2 separate regions of the Homo sapiens genome follow, and region 2 is linked to region 1. A link is an interaction called in ENCODE POLR2A ChIA-PET data of the cell type or tissue named here. Cell type or tissue: B cell. All regions are shown on one strand. Each heading gives the region's core, and the rest is flanking DNA. Links, peaks and the distances in the headings are about the cores only.

Region 1 (2,804 bases), core at 190-2,689:
GTCATTAGGTCAGGAGGGCAAAATCCTCACCGTCATGAATGTGATTGGTGCCATTATAAAAGAGGACCCAGGGAGCTTGTTTGTTCCTGCTACCACATGAGGACACATAAAAGGCACCATTTATGAGGAACAAGCCATCACCAGACACCAAATCTGCTGGCATCTTGATCTTAGACTTCCCAGCCTCCAGAACTGTGAACAATAAATTGTTTTTGTTTATAAGTTACTCAGTCTAAGGTATTTTGTTATAGCAGCCTGGATGGACCAAGACAATTGTCATACACTTATTATAGTGTCATTTTCTCTCTCTCCCTCTCCACTCCCCTTTCTTTTTGCATTCTGTGAAATGGGAAATGTTTTTATTTTTTATATTTATTTCACTTTTAGAAAACTTGTGGCCCTAAAGAAAATGTTGGCTGGGTAGGTGTGCCATGACAACATTACTAGACTTTTCAAAGCAAATGTAAAATTAAATTGTTTTTGAAACCAGCATTTGCTGTGATGGAAGAGACTCCAGATGAAGGACTTCCTTCCGTTCTAGACATAGGGCCTCTTAGAATTTCCTCGGAGAGTCATCAAATTAGAAATGGAATGCCTTATTAGAATATTTCGTCTTTGTTGGGCATGGTGGCTCAGGTCTGTAATCTCACTGCGTTGGGAGGCCAAGGTGAGAAGATCGCTTGAGGCCAGGAGTCTGAGACCAGCCTGGGCAACATAGTGAGACCCTGTCTCTAAAAAAAAGAAAAAAAAATTTTTTTTTAAAATTAACCACGTCTGGTTGTGCATGCCTATAGTACTAGCTACTAGGGAGGCTGAGACAGGAGGATTGGTTGAGCCCAGGAGTTTGAGGCAGTGAGCTCTTATTATACCCCTGCATTCTAGTCTGGGCAACAAAGTGAGACCCTGTTTCTTAGAAAAGAAAAAAGAATATTTCATTCCCCCCCTCCCCAATTCTCCATCCACTTCTACCATTAACATCATGAATTCCTACATATGAGAAACTCTAGGCTGGCCCTGGGGAGCCTGAATTCTAATCCTGGCAGTTTGTTGTAAGTAGTGGTGTGACCTTAGTCCGGACACATAGGCCACTCAGGGTCTTATTTTCCTGTTTTATACATTCGAGCATTGGGTTTAGGTGTGTTTTTGTTTTTGTTTTGCTTTCCATTTCTAAGATGTAGCTTTTTTTTTCACATGCCATTTACTTTGCAGAGCTTTATTTATCCTCCAGATTTGAGGGGAAAGCAAACCTAGATTAGAAAACAGTCGCTGAAAAGGGAGGAAAATAGCTGTGGAAAAGTTGCTGGAGAAACAAGAAAGGTTAACTCCTTGCCTTCTTTTTTTCAGGTCCATCTGCTCTGCTAAAAGGTAGCAGAATAGTTTCAGGTGTATCTCTCATCCTCCCCAAATTAAAAACTGGCTAGATTGATTCTGAACATGTGTTTCTGTTACTCAAAGAATACAATATCCGGTATTGGGAAAGATGTAAGTTCACAATAGATAGTTTATCACAGGGAAATGCAAAGCACAGGTGAGATAAAATGAAATGGAAAGTACAGTACTGCAGGCATGTTTAAATATTCAAAACACCACAGGAGATAAAGAATATACTGACTCCTCACTGAGAAGTTGTAGTCTGTGACCATCTTCTTACATTACTTGTGGAAACTGGAGCTCTGCTATATGAAGTAATTACTAATTCTCTAGAGTGGTTTATGGAAATTGGTTTTATTGTCTCATAAACAGAGTATTAGAAATAATGAACAAATTATTTGGAGAATCTGAAAAAGAAAGAATTTCACCTTTTAAAGTGAGGCAACTTAATTTCATTTGGAGATGGCAGCAAGGAACCACTTAACCTTATAAAGCAAATTAAAGAGTTATGTGTCAGATTGTGAATTCGTCACTGCTGAAAACCTTCCCAGCAGCTTGTATTATGGGGAAAAATATTCAACCATTTAGTTATGCTTTCTTGTCAATTTTCTTCTTTAAGTCTCCTATAATCTATTTAAAAGCATTTATATAGCACCAATTGTTCCCCACTATCTCAAAGGCCCCTTTTTAAAAGCATGAAAAATTTTAAGAAAATGCCTATGGTATAGTAATTGTATTTTTGTATTTGGTAATTGGGAGAAGACACAATATATAAAAATCTCCCTGAAGTTAGACCACTTTTAATGGAATTTGATTAACTGTACCCAGCATCTCTACATATTTCAAGCATAGTGTATATATTATCTGGAGATACTCTTTCAGACTACAGATAATTTTTGTGTGCCAAAGGATTGGATGTTCTCTTATATATCTCCGCAGGGCCTAAGGTCCAAAGGTAGGTACCTGACTGCTCTAGAATAATGACACTCAACCAGATCAGGGAGGGGGAAACCTGAGATACAAGGTGTTGAGCTTTTGCTCCTATAGTTAGTGTTATGAAAACAAAGGGTAAATTGAAGGTGTGTTTTCCCCCCCTCAAACATTATCCTGCCCCTGCCCCACCATTCTTCAGTACTTCTCTAGGAGCAGGGGTTCCTGCACTTAGTAGTTTCATGCACAGTGAACACTTAATAAGACAAAACTGAACAAAAACACATAAATGCTGGGGAGAGGGAATGGGGAAATTGTATGATTAAGAACATCAAACAACCACCACTGACTGTTATGGTCATATTATAAAAGAAGGCACATAAAAATTAGGAAGACGATAGATCTCAATATGAACAGTCAAATTTAAGTTGAATAAATTTAATGTAATAGAAAATTGAATGCATTGTTCCTTTTCTTGTTTTCTGACAGACTGGTGAAAATAT
Region 2 (2,804 bases), core at 272-2,771, 72 kb before region 1:
GGAGAAAAAACAAACAACAAACAAAAACCTCACCAGAGGTGAGGAATGTTAAATTTAAGTGCCTAAAGAAGCCAGTCAATTCTCATGAAACCCCATTAAGTTCAGGACTAGGAGGTTCCTGGAACTACTGGAATTCCAGGTCTCCAACTCCAGTTGGTGTACTCAGTGACTTCCCAATCATGCAGAAATCAGAAGGCATAATTTCTGGAAAAACTAAACTCAAGATGCTTTGGACTTCAATAGATACAGAAGTAGATATGACTAAAACCAGAAGATTATGTGCAACTCTAAAGAGACCCAAAGTCCCTTTCTTCAGTATTTCTCTAAAACATAAGCAGCCCCCACAGAGAAGACTATAGATTTCCTCTGGAAAGGATTCAAAACTAGAGAAAACAAAACTAACCTAAAGAAAAATTGTGATATGAAGATTTCCTACAGCATAGTTTACCAATAGACAAGAGCTCTGACTTCACACCCAGAGCTTTCGGTCAGCTTTTCACATCTTTTAAATATAAATGACCACTGAGGATCTTCATGCATTTGAGGAATGTCTCCAATATTAAAGATTGAGACCAAAATGAAACAGAAGTGGTGAGAAACAGAGAATGATGGGACAGAGGAAAATGTCAAAGAAACTGTAAAGATAAAAGACTGCATCCTTATGCAGAGGAACCAATAAGACCAGAGAATAAGAACTGAAAAAAAAAAAAAATCAACAAATGTTTGAAGTTAAAGTTAAGGCAATTTTCCAGAAGGCAGAATAAAAAGAAAGGGATGAGTAAGAGGAGGGAATGGTAAAAATTTAGAAAAACAATCTAGGAAGTGTAGTATCTGGCTAGTAGGAGTTCCAGAGAGAATAATGAAAACAAAGGAGAGGGAACTACCAAAAAAGGCAAGGATACTTCCGAGAAGAATGTAAGTCTGCAAGCAGCAGGGACTTACGGAGTACACAGCACAACAGATAAACGATGCACACCAAGGTACCATACCATAAAATGAAGAGAAGAGATTAATCACTTCCAGACAGAGAGAAAAAAGAATAAATAAAAAATCAGGAAACAGAGTGGCACTTAGAACTCTAGCAAAATTGAAAGCTGGAAGATACCAGAGCAATATCTGGGTAAAAATGATTTTCAATCTAGCATTCTACACTCACTTAAAATATCACATAATTGTAGGAGTAGAATAACACATATTCAGGTATGTAAAATCTCAAAAAAATTACCTCCCAGTTATCTCTCTTCAAGATGCCACGAGAGGATAAGCTCCTATAGAATGAGGTAGTCAACCATGAAGGTATGGGGCATAGGAGGAATCAATGCTTCAACACAGGAAGCAGGTGTAGGGAATTTCCAGGATGAAGACAAAAAAGAGTCTTGAGATAACAGCTGTGAAACAGACCTAGCAAGCAATCAAGATTAAATCAGAAATACTGAAGGCTCTATGAAGGATATTATAGGAAAATAACCAAACTAATTATCACATGTGAGAGTTATTGCAAAGATGGATTGAAGCCCATGGAAAGACAAATTCAGACACAATGGTAACTAAGCAGATTTCTGAGATGAAGCAATTAATTAAAAAACAACAAGAAAGTTGTAACAGAAAAAATATAACCCCATGTAGCATTTGCTTTATTACTATATGGTCATTGAATAATGAAATAACTAAATGTGGATTTAACCAGTAATGATTAAATATAGGATGATGAGATAAGGCAAAGGAAGATATGAGCATTAAAATTATAAGAGAAAACTAATGAATAATGTCAAATATTGGTGGACCAAGACAGAGCAATATACCCCATTATTATAAGGTGGCAAATACCAGAAGTAGTAGCTTAAATAGTTGAAAGTGGTTTCCTGAAGCATGACATGAGACAAGACAAAGTTGTGAGAGGGAATGGGGGGGAAGTGAGATACAGTAATGAACTGATGTTTTGTTTGTTTCTGAGATGGAGTCTAGCTCTGCTGCTCAGGCTAGAGAGTGCAGTGGCACAATCTCGGCTCACTGCAACCTCCGCCTCCCAGGTTCAAGCTATTCTCCTGCCTTAGCCTCCCGAGAGCTGGGATTACAGGTGCTTGCCACCATGCCCAGCTAATTTTTTTGTATTTTTAGTAGAGACAGGGTTTCGCTGTGTTGGCCAGGCTGGTCTCGAACTCCTGACCTCATGACCCGCCCACCTCAGCCTCCCAAAGTGCTGGGATTACAGGCATGAGCCACCATGCTCGGCCTGATGTTTTTATTAACCTTTCAGTTGTAATTTGAAAATAATATGCATGTATTACTTTATTTTAGCTTTACCTGAGGTATAAATTAAAATTCAGTTTGATGAGTCTTGGTGAATGTATAGTTGTAAAAACCACCACTACAACCAAGTTTTAAAACACTTCCGGGCCGGGCGCAATGGGTCACGCCTGTAATCCCAGCACTTCGGGAGGCCGAGGCGGGTGGATCACCTGAGGTCAGGAGTTTGAGACCAGCCTGGCCAATATAGCGAAACCCTGTCTCTACTAAAAATACAAAAAATTAGCCAGGTGTGGTGGCAGGGGCCTGTAATCCCAGCTACTTGGGAGGCTGAGGCAGAAGAATCACTTGAACCAGGGAGGCGGAGGTTGCAGTGTGCCGAGATTGTGCCATTGCACTCTAGCCTGGGCAACAAGAGTGAAACTCCACCTCTAAACAAAAACAAAAAAACACTGCCAAAACCCACCTCTACAAGTTTTCTTCCTTTGTTGTCAATACACCACGTAGGTAATTACTGGGGTAAGAACTGAAGTTTAGGTCTATGAACCATCAATCCA

What was found. ChIA-PET counts read pairs that join two places held together with the same protein. Peaks named below come from ENCODE experiments on the same cell type or tissue, not always from the same donor. Only the 100,000 strongest peaks of a DNase experiment are listed, where the experiment ranks them.
Region 2: POLR2A ChIA-PET joins it to region 1 with 5 read pairs; 3 of 35 experiments call an interaction of 5 or more read pairs at or near these places.

What each region holds. Positions count from the first base shown.
Region 1 is chr3:179,101,542-179,104,345 of GRCh38, reverse strand. PIK3CA-DT (PIK3CA divergent transcript) reads left to right here. Exons shown (of 3, transcript NR_125401.1): 3 at 2,791-2,804. Among named protein-coding and RNA genes, the nearest start is that of ZMAT3, 31 kb to the right of the region's middle. In B cell, for the core only: no CTCF peak of the experiment used is centred there; no DNase peak of the experiment used is centred there.
Region 2 is chr3:179,173,619-179,176,422 of GRCh38, reverse strand. All of the region lies in intron 1 of PIK3CA (phosphatidylinositol-4,5-bisphosphate 3-kinase catalytic subunit alpha), which reads right to left. Among named protein-coding and RNA genes, the nearest start is that of PIK3CA, 27 kb to the right of the region's middle. RefSeq lists a silencer at 1,790-1,869. In B cell, for the core only: no CTCF peak of the experiment used is centred there; DNase peaks (open chromatin) are centred at 1,322 and 1,902.